2 separate regions of the Mus musculus genome follow, and region 1 is linked to region 2. Evidence: chromatin loops called from intact Hi-C (ENCODE). Cell type or tissue: heart. All regions are shown on one strand. Links, peaks and the distances in the headings refer to the core of each region. The heading gives the core; the rest is flanking DNA.

Region 1 (7,367 bases), core at 1,062-6,061, 350 kb after region 2:
GTTTACTCATCTCTCCACCATGCTGCCTGCCCACCATGTTTACATCCCTCCACCACCAGCACAGTTCAAGGTTTCATCAATTCTCAGTAAAATCTATGGTCCCATAACTATGGAGAAAGCAGAGACCAAAACCAAAAAGGAAAGGAAGTCAACATTTTCTATAGGTCCACAATGGTTAGGATAAATGTTCCAGTTAATAAAACATTACCCTTGTCAGGCCTGCATCATATTGTTTAATATTACAACACTGACAAGATCAAAACAGGTTCTCAGCCCTTTAAGGCGTTGGTAAGAGAATTATTACGGGGGAAGTCCTATGTCTAACTGACCACTGTGATTCTAGTACTATGTCTATAGGGAGAGAATGGGATATGGTAGGGGGCAAATCCACTGCAAAACCTGCTTCCAGCTTTCTTAAAAACAGGTATTGGGCTCAGATTAGAGAATTTGTTAGCTGCCACAGTTCCTAAACTCTCCTTACCTGATGCTCCCCCAACACCTGTGAAGCCATGGAAACTATTTCAGAACGTAGATTTGTGGGAGGATACTCACCCAAGCCTGCACTAATTTACATGCAAGGGTTCTGGCTGGACTGGAGTGGCTCGGAGTGGGTTTGCTGTGTAAAGCCATCCCCCACAAATCTGATGCTTGTTATACATCCAAGGTCTCACCAAGGAGAAGAGCTCCATGCAGGCTCCATCAGGAGCAACCTCATGCATGAACAGTCGCAGCAGCAATTCTCTGTAGTTGCTCTCACCTTCAGGCTGCTCTTTTGTTAGTCTTACATTTTTGTGTGTGCTACAGATGCATCGGCTGTACAACCATGGAAGCCCGTCCCCATTGCTGGTGCATATGTGTGAACCTGGGCACATCAGGGAACTGACTGACAGCAATGACTCTGGCTCACAGGAAAGACAACAGGAGCAAGGAGTCTGACAGCTCAGCCCACAAAACCTTCTGAATATACTCTGATTCTTTTGTTTTGTGTTGTCTTGTTTTGTTTTTTTTTTAAAGAGTAATATTTCCTCTGGATTTATTTCTGATCTCTCTCTTTCTCCTTTCATTTTTCCCAGCTATCTACTAATTATGGCTTCATTCCAACTAAGGAAACAGGCTTCCTCACATCCATTACTGACAAATTGCAACACTGTTGCTGGATAGAATCTATTCATTCTATTAGACCTGGTTTCAGCAACAATCTTATTAGGGAGCAAGTTTCTGGTTTTCTTTCTTTCTTTCTTTCTTTCTTTCTTTCTTTCTTTCTTTCTTTCTTTCTTTCTTTCTTTCTTTCTTTCTCTCTCTCTCTCTCTCTCTCTCTCTTTCTTTCTTTCTTTCTTTCTTTCTTTCTTTCTTTCTTTCTTTCTTTCTCTCTTTTTCAAGACAGTTCCCCAATGGCATTTTTTTTTGTAGCTTTCTATTTTAAGTGTAGTTATACAGTTGGCTTGAACTTTCTTTGGCAATATCTCAGTGTATATTTGTGTCTGGGGCATTAAAAAAAAGAAAGAAGAAAAGAATAATCCTCTTGGAAACAACATGTTTTCCTACTAAACATCACCACTTACACGTTTTGGAAGTTAGTATCATGTAAGTCACAGTAGTTAGGTGGCTGATTCTGGTGAGAGAGTGTGTGCAAATATGAGAATATGAGAACTTCATCCAGAGACATGTCTCATGGTTTGGCTGCCGCAGTGGCTGAAGCTGTCTTTCTCAAAAGGCATAGTCAGCAAAGACTGGTACCGCTCATCCCAGGATGCTTTTATCTGTTGGTGTAGTGCCTGGCCATTGTGCAGTAGGTAGACAGAGCACATTGTGAAACATCTGGGTCTGGATAATTAACATCCGAACTGGATAGGCAGTTCACAAGAGACAAGATGGCAGATCCAACCAGGGCAGGCTGGGTTACCTGGACAGGGCTTGGCTTTTGTAGCTCAGAGATGGTGTGAATGGAACTGGGGGGGGGGGGGGGCAGACCTTGTAACTGTTGACAAGATACTGAGTCTCCCTGACATTTTTCTCTTCTGTGGTGAGAATAATAATTAGAACCTGCTTGTATTTTTTTTTTTTTTTTGAGGACTTGGTGAGTGTCTTAGTTGCTATTCTATTGCCGTGAAGAGACTCCATGGCCAAGGCAATTTTTATAAAAGAAAACATTTAATGGGGGCTTGCTTACAGCCTCAGAGAGCTAGCATATTTTTCTTCCTATTCTTATTCTTCCCATGGAGAACATGGAAGCAGGCTTGGTGCTGGAGAAGTAGCTGAGAGCTACACCCTGATGCAGAAGCAGTGTTTGAAACCTCAAAACCTGTCCACAGTGACACGGCCAGCTACAACAAGGCCACACCCACTCCAGCAAGGTCATACCTCCTAATCCTTACACTAACTGGGGACCAAGCATTCCGTCATATGACCTATGGGGTTCTTCTCATTTACAGCACCACAGTGAGTTAATACACAGGAGATGCTGAATATGTGGCACGTGGTCAGTATCAGCTGCTAACTCCCCCTCATTTGTACACACATTTGTCTCACTGCCTTGCCCAGGACTGTGGTTAAAATGAAATTACTAACCCTGGATGGAGAATGTATGGCACAGGATAGACATGATCATCTGATGCAACCGAGTATGCCGCTAATTTTCAAGGGGCTATTTTTAAGTAGGAAGTTCAAGGTTTTAGGTTTCAATCCATATCTCCATTTAAAATGGTTCTCCAGGCGTTCATGGGGGGGGTGGGGGGGTGGTGTTCATTCGCTCCATGTTCTCTGTTCCTACTTATCTCCCGTGCCAGCTTTTGGGTTTTCTAGAACTCACTTTCTACAGCCCCCTCAGAAAAGTGGAAGAGTTAAACAGCAGACAGAGACCTCCTTGAAATTTCACTAGCCTGTGGCAGCAGCTTCTGGGGCAGGTTGGACCAAGAAATCCCATCCTACACCGGGCCAGGCACCATGCCTGCAAAGCTCTCAGGCCACACAAATCTGGCGATTATGCCTGTAAAGTCTTTGTTCTGGATGGGCTGGCCCTTGGATTTGAAAGGGTTCTCCTTTCTTAGAGCCACATGCAGAACTAAACTGCACTTCGAGGATACGCAGGAATCGTATTTACCTCCCTGTTCACAACCTGGCGACCCTAGCTGTCCCTTTGCCCCTGGCCTGGGTCCCACATTTTGCATCTCACCACAGCTTACAGAGTCAGGCTTGGGGACAGTGAGAACCTAGCTCTGCTTTCCAGCGGGGTGGCGGGGTTATTGAAACGGATATGCCTTTCATAGCCCTTTTTGTTAGGTGTCACATGGCTCCACAGGACGCTCCATCCTAACATCCTCCTGTGGTCTGAACGGTGGTGACGGGGATGGGGGTTGAGGGGGCAAGGCTTGGGGGAAGGGCTGCTTAAAGCTTTCCTTTCCACGTCATACCTCTGGGGGAAGACAGGATTTCTCTTTCCTTCCTTCCTTCCTCCTTCCTTCCTCCCTTCCTTCCTTCCTCCCGTCCCTCCCTCCCCTCTCTCTTTACTTAAAGCAAACCCTCAAGACACTCCCCCCAAAAGAAACAAAACAACAACAAAAGACAAAAACAAATAAACAAAAAAACCCCAAGTTCCTCGAATAGATTGCTTTCAATTTCCCCTCCCCCCTCCATATAGCCCACGACGCCACCAACAGTGCCACCTAGTGGCCAAATACAAATTTGTCCCTTCATTCTGAGTCGGCCAGCTTTTTAAAAGAAAAGAGAATGTCTCAGGGAAGTAAATGAAAAAAACAAAACAAAAAAAAAAAAATGTTGTTTGGGGAGGGGGCATGTTCCTATATTTTCTTAAGAACATAATGAGGCCTAAAACCCGTTTTCTCTAGTTTCTTCCTGCAGGCGTTTACATTCTTAAAGTAACAGCCACTCTGATTTTATTATAATTTTAAAGTTGCCTGCTGATGATCAGTATTTTACACTTCAGCACGGATAATCTACACTTCAAAGTGTAATATTTTTAAATGAGTGACATAAAAACAAACCAGAAACATGTCTCAGACTTTACAACCACATTGCCTGGTAAAAATGCTATATATTTTAATATTAAAATTTAAAATGCTGTATATTTTTTAATAGTAGTAATCTCTAGGAGGAGATGAGAATTTTAGCCAATGGATTCTTTTCAAAAGCAGAGGAAACAGTGAAAAACCTCTTTAATGAAATCTCTTGGACGTTTCAAAAAATGAAAACTCCTGATTTCACTTTAAATGAAATTTAAATTTTTAAATAATTTCATGTTCTCAGGAAGCTTCGGAATAGCATAAATAAGACCTGTGCACTACCTGGCTTTTCCCAATAGTGACATTTAACAAGACTCTAGTATGCTGTCAACACAGGAAACCAACATGGGTACAGTTCATGCGATTTATTCTTGTCCCACCTGCTCTGTGTGCGCTCATTCTTGTGTGAATATAGTTCTATGCAATGTCATCGTATGTGTAGATATACGTACCAACGCCATGATCCGAATTCTTCCATCACCACAGAACGGCATTGTGCTACCTCTTTCTTATTAAAAAAAAGAAAAGAAAGAAAGAGAGAGAGAAAGAGAGAGAAAGAAAGAAAAGACCAAACATGCCATTGTCTCTGCAGGAATAAGGCACGAGAGCAGCAACAGCAAGGCCATCACAAAGTTGTTGAACACCATAGCGTGTTATGTTATTGTTTAAATAATAGTGCTACGTATCCCCCAGCTGTAACAGTTTCCATTTAAAGAGATCACAGCAACAGGCAAAGAAATGGCAATTCATAGGATGCCTTCTAACACATCAGATTAAACCCCACAGCCACTAGGCACTAAGCCAGGTGTTGAAGGCACTACACGGAAGGGCAAAGTGCACTGCTCAGCCCCAGCCCCTAAGTCTTTAGCCAAGACTTTCCTTGAGACCTTTCAGTGGCCAGGGCCACCCTAGGCTCTGTAGATTCAAGAGTAAGGCCTGCTCTGACTACACAGCTGGGCACAGAGCCATTGCTGACAGAGTTGGATGGAACGTGCGCTTACCTTTCTAACTCTTTACCTCTTGCGGGGTGGGTTTACAGCTTCAAACTTACCTACCAGTAGGTCTACAATATGTTGGGAAAGCTGCTTTATCACGAGAAGCAAGGGTGATTTGAGTAGCTCCTCTGAGGGAAGCAAAGGTGAGATGCAGTGTGTGAGCACCTGGGAGTCAGCCATAGGCCTCTGTGTCGGCTTTGCCACCCATTCCCTGGGGTCCTTACATGACCGTTGATTACCTTAAATTTCCCCATGTCAAGGCGAGGGACTTCAGCAGATCATGGCCAAAGTCCTCTCCGTGCTATCTTATAAAGTAAAGGTTAAAAGGTTTCTTGGTGGTATAGGATTCTAATTATTGAGTTGGTGATAAAAGTTAATTAGAAATGCTTCATACAATTTAAAATAGGCTTCTATCTCAAAATGGATGGTTTAAGGACTGTGGATTCTTGTAAATAACCCTGGGGTATTTATTACAACTGTACTAATGGTATCACTGTCCTACATTCCTGGTGAGTGGAGATCTCGCTGATGAAGGAATTCTGGAGTTCAAACGCGCCTCTCCCACCTGTGCCACCTTTCAGAGCCATTAAAGCCAATGAACTTCATCTGCTCTCTTCAGTTTGCCATTTACTGACATGATATCAGGCATCTAGTTTACTAGATGAAATTTAAAACACAGATAAATATTTCATGTTCAAGATTTTAAAGGATTCTGATACACGAACAGAACTTCAGCTGTGTGGACTGGGGAGCTGGCTCGGTGGATACAGCACCTGCTGGCCAAGTGCTGGAACCAGCATTCGGATCCCCAGAACTCACATCCAAGTTGGGTGGGTACAGTAGCCAGCTTGAATCCCAGAACCTGGGAGGCAGAGGCTGGGGCTTCCTTCAGCAAGCTGGTTGGCTCAACTTGGTGAGCTCTGAGTTCAGGAAGCAGGTCTGTCTCAGTGAATAAAGTGGAGCGTGACCCAGGAAGAAGACAGACATCAACTGCAGACCTCTACATGCGTGTCCATGTGCACCAGCACACACATGAGTGCACAGTGCTCACGGCATTCCTGCCACACCAAAGTCTTCACACGTGTGACTTATGATCCACGCAAAAGGATAAGACCTTCAATGACCTTGGAATAATATTTCTAGCCACCAAAACTTAACATTTGTTTAAAAATACTAATATTGACAATCCCCTACCTCTGGGCATCACACATACCGGAAAATATGGACAAAATTTAAGTAAGAAAATGTAGAATGAAAGGTTCATAGTCTAAGAGGCGATAATCTATTTTCAAATGGTTGGCCATTTTAAGGGATTTATTCTTTCGGTTAAGGTATTTTAGGTGAACATTTACTATATGCCAGGCATTGGAGAAATAACAAGGAATAAAACATAAAAATAACTGCCTTTATGGCTTTTCATTCTTGGGTATAAGTTGAAAAGACAGGATAGAAGGCAAAAAATGAGGGAAGTTACCTCACTAGAAGGTAATAGAAGAAATACGTAAGACAGAAAGAAGGTGTGTGTGAGTGCGTGTGTGCATGTGTGTATGTGTGTGTGTGTGTGTGTGTGTGTGCTTGTGCGTGTGCGTGTGTGTGTGTGTGTGTGTGTGTGTGTGTGTGTGTAGTGCAATTTTACATGGAATGGTCCAAAAAGGCCTCTGAGAAGAGGGGATGCTTATGAGAACTGGAAGGATGAAAGTGCCGGTACATTCCAGCTCCCTAATTCCAGGCACAGCTGGATTCCAAGGATGAAGAAGTTTGCTTGCAGCTCTTAGCATGAAGACCCTGGCCTGCTCCTCACGGGCTGTCTCTGAGATGTCTAACTTTATGAATGCAGGCTCAGCCTTTTTACAGCCATCTAGAGGAGTGGATATCCCCTCACACAGGCATGCTTGTGTAGCCTGACACTGGCTCATTGGTCACTGCGTTTCTCACTGAATGACTCCCTGCTCTCTGGAGCTCTCTAGACCAGGATGCATTCTGCCCCATCCAACAGCCATCTGTCCCAATCCAATTGGAGCTGGGCATCTAGACTAAGCAAGTTGTTGACTAGTCTATCAAGGCAAAGAGAGAAAGTGCCAGGTTGCCCTTTAGATCTTTTGTTTGTTTGTTTGTTTGTTTTCTTTCCCATGTTGCAAAATCTAATAATAGTGATAATGATGATGATGGTGGTGGTGGTGGTGATGATGATGCCATTTTTCAGTATAAGAAATAAAACATAAAATCTGAAATAAAAGTTCAACATAAGAGTCATAACTGCGGTACCAGTGGGTCGTTTCAGGTATAAATTTCTGGTACTGTAAGACCCACTCAGCCACTTAGGAGCTGCCCTGCCCCCAAGATGTTTTCGGTA
Region 2 (7,367 bases), core at 801-5,800:
CAACATGTACCTCACCCGGGACCGGCGCTACGAGGTGGCCAGGATTCTGAACCTTACAGAGAGACAAGTCAAAATCTGGTTCCAGAACCGTAGGATGAAAATGAAAAAGATGAGCAAGGAGAAGTGCCCTAAAGGAGACTGACCCAGTGCGGGTCTGGCCTGCAGCACTCAAAAGGCAGCGGGTTTTTTTGTTTGTTTGTTTGTTTGTTTTGTTTTTTGTTTTTTGTTGTTGTTTGTTTTCTTTGTGGGTGCTTGATTCAGAAACTCTGCAGCGACTCGGACTTTCTTCTTTTTTTAGGTAGAAGTGACTGTGTGGTTGGTCTCTGTGAGTTATCTGGGGGACACTGTATTTGCTCGCATATGTATTGGAGAAACCAAGTGGCTTTGGAGTCTTGTCCTGTCCCACTCCCTCCCTTCCCTGCTCCCCTGATTCCTTAGGAAATGCTATATTTTGTGAGTGCACGCAGGCTTGATGGAGCCCTATTCTATGTAAATGTCCCTCATGTTTCTGAAAAGTGCTGTAGTTTAGTCTCACCCTATCCAGCCTCCCAAACAGGGCCAACGATCTAATTCCGAGAATCTGAAGGAAGACAGAGTGTGGACACCCCCACCCTGCTCTCCCAACTAAAATCCAACTCAGCTGCTCAAGGCAGGAAAACCCCTTTCCTCGGGGAGCCGGCGGACTGACTTCCACAGAGGCCTACCGAGAAACCTTGGGCCCTGGGGCGCGAGATTGGGGGTGGGGTGGGGATAGGCTTAGTCCTCAGAGCACCGGGGAAGCTACTTTCTCCCCGGGAGGGCTGAGCTCCCATTGGGCGGCCTCGGGAGGTTGCCTTCCATATTCCTGCCTGAGGACCAGTTGTAAATGTTACCGCTTCCAACAAATAAATGCTGATCTGAACAAATGGAGCCCAGCCGCTGGCCCTGAACGTTGTGTGACTGCTCTCTGTGTCTTTGCAAAATAACATAATCATCAGACTGTCCCATCCCTGAAAAGGGACACGTTGCTAAAGGTTGGCGGTCCGAGCACCTGGAGGGTCTCTGAGACACCTTGAAGCTTCCGATTGTGTAAGCACACCTGGCGGGAGAGCACAACTTTGGAAGGTGTCTTGGTACTTCCACTATCCTGTAGCCAGGGCCACAATGAATTCCCAGCCTTAGGCCCTGGGTGAGCCTCTCTGCAGAGCCACTGGCGCCAGGAACCAGGCACCCTTTTGCTAAAGCTTTGACACACCGCACCTCTGGCTTACTTCTATCCTGGAGACCCAGCCGCCAACCCCCATCTCCAAACAAGCGAAAGGGCACTCTGGAGTAACTCCCCCAGGCCTGCGAGGCTGGCTGGCTCCAGGAGGTCCTAGCCGGTTGGACAGTGAGCTTCCACCCCTCCCCACCAAAGCCCCAAAGTGACCTTAGCGGACCAAAATGGTCAAGGCTCTCCTCCCCATATCCTTCTCCTGCCGCCCATCCCCTTCAAACAGCTTCTGTGTATGTTTAGCCCCCAGCTTGGCCCTCTGAGGCCGCTTTGAGAGGCTAAAATGAAGGTCATTGTGAGGGTTCAGGCGAATCACTGGCGTTGTAGGCCCTAGAGGAGGCCGCGGCGCCGGACAGCCTGGGTTGGGCGGAAGGAGGGGGTGATGGTAGAGATCTTGGGGGATCCTGATGAAAGAGGGGGACTCCAAGAAAAAAGCAGATGGGGGCTGGGAGGGAAAGCCAAGGGCCAGATCCGGCCGAAGGTGCTGCATCCTCCGCCCCTTAGGCCAGGCGGATACCTACAGCTCTTTGAAAACAGGAAGAGCCAAGGTGTCATAAAGCCATCGAGCCGGCGAGACGTCTGGAGGTAATGAGTTTACGACAGCCCAGGCGCTTCGCTTTGAAACCATCTCATTTTGATGTTTGTGGGAGGAAAGAAAAAATGCAGACAAAACTGGGTCTTAAAATCTGGACAATAAAATATAAACAAGACCTAGACCAAGAAGGAAAGGGCTTAGAAGCCCCCCAGCGAGGTGTGAGCATCCAGAAAATAAAAATGAGAGGTGATATATTTCTGAATTTTAAAATGGGGCGAACGTTAGAGATAGTCTATGGCGGGTAGCTCTTTAATATTTTGACTGTGGCCATGATCTATCTGGTTCTTTTAATAATAAAAGTGAGACAATAATGTCATTCTGCTGTTACTTGAGATGGCCTGGAGTGATCTTGGGCCATTTACTCAAGCAAGCATCTCTTAGAATTATGTCTTGTGAGAAAGGGGGGAGTTACACCCCTCTTCACACCAAATTTCAGACAAAAATATAGAAGTTTGTTCACTTATTACAGATACAGTCATTTAAGCTAACTTGGCAAAAACATTTCTGAAAATGAGAGACAGAAATTTAGCAAGAAACACACTGATTTGGTAATGCTTGTTTGTTTTTTTAAAAAGACAAATAGACCGCTTATCCAATTCGGTTCAGTCTGTCACTTATACAACCTAAAAAAAAAAAATCTCATTTATTGTCTGGAGAAATTTGAATACACATAAGCCCAACAGGGACTTTCCGGACAGGCGCTCGAGATGTAGCAAAAGCTTCTAATTTGACTTTAATCCACCCCAAATTATCCAGTTTAATGGGCCCAAAACATTACAATTAGAAAGTTGAATTAGCAAATACTGATGATTTAATGTTGTGAGTAACAGCTTTTAGGAGAAAAACAATAATATTTGACTTCCAGAAAATTTTTAGCTGTCAAAATGTCTGCTTTCTTTGAAAAAAAAAAAGTCTCATCAATTAATATTCTTAAAGTTTTGATTTTTGTTAAACCTTGCTTGTCCTATAATTGTGCCTAAAAAACACAGCTGGGAGGTTAAAGAATGGGGGACTTGCGGTGTCTGGCAAAAGACAGGCTGGAAGCTTTTGGCAAACACGCTACTTGCAAGTTCTTGCGAGCACAAATGAGAATTTCCTCTGTATTCAGGAGCCCATGGTTGCTGCACTTGACTTGTTGACAGTCAAAGAGATGAAGCAGTATTAATGTCAGCGGTCCAAACCCAAGTCAAACTAAAGAATTAAGATTAGAATTGGTTTGAGCCAAATGAAAGGAAAATCAAACTCGGTTGGCTTGCGACCGCATTTGGCCACTAGAGAGCGCTGTTGCTCCACTTTCTGATCTCGTAAAGCTAGCGTTGTGGTGCAGGAAGGTTTTGATTAAAAATATTTACAATCTTACTTTTAATCTTAAATTAGGATAAATTTAACAAAAATAAACAACGTGAACTATTAAATTCTCAAGCCGTGCTAGTAAGGCATAAAATTTTGGTTCAGTCAGCATTTCAGAAAATCTGAACCGTTGTGCAGAAATTATAAACCGTAAATGCAGTCCATCAAAACAGAAATGTGTAAAAGCAGAGATATTTATGAAGTTAACCAGCTTTTCTTCTTTTCCGACAACAGACAGAATGCTTAAATAACATTGAAAAACCCACATTATTTTGCCATCAGAGAAAACGTGTTGTTGTGTTTTAAAAATTAGGCCTGAATCTGTAGAAATGACGGCCATATTCATGGGCAACCTCCCAAATATATGGAGTTTTTAAAAGTGCCGTGTGTTACTGAGATCTGGGTCCTCAAAATTCCCCCCCCCATTCCATTCCCAGACCTATTCATTCAGTCAATGTCCAAATACACCCACGTTCCCCTGAACATCCAGGCCAAACAGTAGAATAAAAAGGGCACAGTTACCGAGTTTTGCTCCAAGGCTTTATTGAAAAGAAAATCATTTCATTGCACATTTGCAGGGCAGAAGTTCAAATCCTAAAAAGTCAGAATCAGTTGTTAAACTTCGCATTTGAAGGATACTTGAAAGAAAAACGAAACCTAATAAAACACCCTTGCCCTTGACCACCCCCAATAACACGTCCCCTATACTCTCTAATGTAAATTTTAATAACACAAGTCTTTATCATCTATAGGGTCATCAATAATTTGTTTACCTTCACCACTTTTAGCTATTCCTTGTCGAAATAATTGAGTTATACATTACTAACGAAAATGCCTTTCTATGATGACCTTATTTATAAAAAGGAGATTCAGACCTCTCGGACTGACCTCGCGATTCTTTCCACAGGGGCTGAACAACCCCCGCAAGGGATGGAAGGTCGTTAAAATTCTGGCCTCCTGAATCTTTGAGTCCATCTGGGTTTTTAGGCATTTGTATTTGGCCGTGGGAGGTCAGCACGGTGTGATTTAGTGTAAGCTGGAGAGTCTTTGGTGAGCTGGGGTGCATCTTCTAGGTCTGTCCTCAAGATCAGAGAGCCTGGTGTCCTCCCGGCACCGGATTATCCCAAAGGATAAAGGGTTCAGCACCTAAAGGGGGAGGGAGGGAGAGGAAAGGGGGTAGAAAGATGAGAGGGGGAGGGAGAATAAGAATATCAATATATTTTTATTGGATATTCAAACGAGAGGGGGAAGATGACTGTGTAGGGAAGCGATTGTTGGTGTAAAGCCACGCAGATTTGCACAGGTGCCACGGTAAGGGCACTGCCTAGTCCAGAAGATGCTAATCCTGGACTTCTGCAGATGACACTGCGTCTCTTCCTTAACGCCCACAAACCAGGCTTCTCTTGACTTCCGAGCCTTCTCTTTATTTCTCTCGGGAAAATCAAGTTTATGCTAAGGCCTGCATCCAGTCTCTGGCAGTTCTTTCCCAGTGGTGTGTGAGCTAAGGTCGTTAAGCACAGGACAGGGAAGGTCTGCCTGCAGCTGCCTGGAACCAGCACGGTCCGAAAGCGGACTGAGGAATTCAATTTCTCCTGCCCCATCCCCCGGCCCCCGCCGCGCTCCACCCGGGACCACAGCCCGCCCGAGTCTGGGCGCCTGGGTTGGGACCCGGGAGCCCTGCGCCCTGCCCTAGGAAATGCCACCCACCCCGGCATGATTCCTTCTTCCCACTGGGAACGTTTCTGCCACTCTTCTCTTCACTCTCTCAGCGACACTCATGTCCCCTTCCCACATTCTCTCGCCTCCCCCTCCCTCCCTGTGGCCAACACTGACGTCTATCAAGGGTGAAATGATGGAAACTATATTCATGGGCATGATTTCCATTAAATATCAATTAACCTGGGAGCCTCAACCAGGCATGCAGTGCGTCAAGGGTAAATGTACATCTCATTTCCACAGGGCCTGCTTGGCTGGAAAAAGCAGGACTTTGATTCGCTTTGATAAGGTCAGGATTCGGAGGCTGGATTGTGGCTTTTTAATCAAAACCACTTAGCTAGGCCCAAACAAATGCAAGGACCAATCAATCCGTCAACCTCGCTCGTCCACAGTAAGAAATGCAAAAAGAAAAAGGAAAAAAAAAAAAGCCACAGCCAGTCTCTGCTGGGCAGATCCAGGAGCCTTGCTGGAGGAGAGACCGTCTGCTCCGAGGCCTCCTGGGAGTGACCACCCCGCCTGGCCCAAGGCTAAGGTTCGGCCGCGCCCCCTCTCTGCGGACCCGGGGGGCCCCCCGCGAGCCCTTGGCAGTGCGGCTTTATGGGCCCCCTTTAAGGCTGGCGGAGGCATCCCGGGGCCGGCGTGCGGCGTCCCGTCCGGCGCAGGGGCCGCTTCGCCGCCGGCGGGATCCCTCCGCGCGGTTATCTCGCCCCCCATCTCGCTCCCTCTCCTCGCAGTGGCGGGGCGCGAAAATGCCTCGCCGGCGCGCACCGGGGCGGCAGCCTCGGCGGCGGCGGCGACAGCGCTGGGAGGGGGCGGCGGGGGGGAGGGCTGAGGTGAGAGGTGGCACCGGGCAGAGGGTGTGTTCTCTTTTCGTCTCCCTGCAGAGCGGGGGCTCGGCAGCCCCAGCCTAAGCGTCTCCCCCGTGGGCCGCGCGCACTCTTTTTTTTTTTTTTTTTCCCCTGGTCCGGGTGCGCTAGGGCCGCCTGGAGCCGGAGAGGAAACTGGAGGCCGCGGGGCAGGTCGCCCGGGCGTCCGCGGTTCCACTGCGGCCCAGCAGGCGCGCGCCGGGAGAGGCCCGCGGGGCGGAGGCGGCGGCAGCAGCGCGCGGGGGCGGGCGAGGCCGCGTGGCCCGCGAGGGAGGCGGCGCGAGGCCGAGACGGAGGCGCGAGAGCCAGGCATGAGCGGCCGGCGGCCGGACGGTCGAGCCTGAGCGGGGCGGGGGAAGCGCTCGCCGGGCGACGAGGCCCGGCGGCCCCCGCGGGCTCGAGTGAGCCGCCCCAGAGGCCCCCGCGGCGGCGCGACCGAGCTGAGGCGCGCCCCTTACCGGCTCCGCGCCGCCGGCGGCCGCCGCCCCGATGAGCTCGTACTTCGTGAACCCGCTGTACTCCAAGTACAAGGCGGCGGCCGCGGCGGCGGCGGCGGCTGCGGCGGCCGCGGCGGGCGAGGCCATCAATCCCACTTACTACGACTGTCATTTTGCACCCGAGGTCAGCGGCCGCCACGCCGCCGCCCTGCAGCTCTATGGCAACAGCGCCGCCGGCTTCCCGCACGCGCACCCGCACCCGCACCCGCACCCGTCGCCGCCGCCCGGGTGCGGCGGAGGGGGCGGCCCGGGGCCCGGCCAGGACTACTTCCACGCCGGCGCGGGCAGCCCGACCGCTGCCTACCAGGCCGCCCCACCTCCTCCGCACCCTCCGCCTCCGCCGCCGCCTCCCCCCTGCGGCGGGATTGCCTGTCACGGGGAGCCCGCGAAGTTTTACGGATACGATAACTTACAGAGACAGCCGATTTTTACGACCCAGCAAGAGGCCGAGCTGGTACAATATCCTGACTGTAAATCGTCCAGTGGTAATATTGGCGAGGACCCAGACCACTTAAATCAGAGCTCGTCTCCTTCTCAAATGTTTCCCTGGATGAGACCACAAGGTTGGGATGCGCTATTTTTTTTTTTTTTTTTTTTTTTTTAAGGAGGGGAGAAAGGGAGAAATCTGCTTTCATCTCACGTTCTAGCTTTAAAACTCCCCTGTCCTTTCCCTCTCCCCTTCCTTTTCCTTCTGGTGTAGCCAATGTGGCTCTTGTACAAAAACTAATACAGACTTTTTAAAAGTGTGTAAAGACGGGGGCAGAATAATTGTGAAGAGCTTGTCTCTGCCTCTCTTGCCTCACACCCTATATCTGTATGAGAATTAAAGACCACTGTGTATTTCACCTCTTAAGCCCGTTCCAGAAAACTCCAACAGCATTCAGAGAATCAACCATTAAAAAACAAAAAAACGTTGATTTTCCTCCCCCCCCCCCTTTTTGTTGTTGTTTTTAATCAGCAGCTCCTGGTAGACGGAGAGGAAGACAAACCTACAGTCGCTTCCAAACCCTAGAGTTGGAAAAGGAATTCCTTTTTAACCCTTATCTGACCAGGAAGAGGAGAATCGAGGTCTCCCATACTCTGGCCCTCAC

Evidence for each region. A loop is a pair of places that touch in the nucleus more often than their neighbours do. Peaks named below come from ENCODE experiments on the same cell type or tissue, not always from the same donor. Only the 100,000 strongest peaks of a DNase experiment are listed, where the experiment ranks them.
Region 1: a loop joins it to region 2, with 5 times the contacts of the local background. A loop is called at or near these places in 28 of 42 quality-filtered maps.

The regions. Positions count from the first base shown.
Region 1 is chr2:75,051,708-75,059,074 of GRCm38, forward strand. No RefSeq gene overlaps it. Among named protein-coding and RNA genes, the nearest start is that of Gm46748, 6.2 kb to the right of the region's middle. In heart, for the core only: a CTCF peak has its summit at 3,675 (motif pointing left); a DNase peak (open chromatin) is centred at 3,274; H3K4me3 peaks cover 750 bases; H3K27ac peaks cover 876 bases; H3K27me3 peaks cover 467 bases.
Region 2 is chr2:74,699,280-74,706,646 of GRCm38, forward strand. It overlaps Hoxd9 (homeobox D9), which reads left to right. Exons shown (of 2, transcript NM_013555.4): 2 at 1-929. The coding sequence ends at 142. Gm38462 (predicted gene, 38462) reads right to left here. Exons shown (of 2, transcript NR_164327.1): 2 at 3,724-4,343. Hoxd8 (homeobox D8) reads left to right here and starts at 6,210. Exons shown (of 2, transcript NM_008276.3): 1 at 6,210-6,839; 2 at 7,235-7,367. The coding sequence starts at 6,269. In heart, for the core only: a CTCF peak has its summit at 3,110 (motif pointing right); no DNase peak of the experiment used is centred there; H3K4me3 peaks cover 746 bases; H3K27me3 peaks cover 4,188 bases.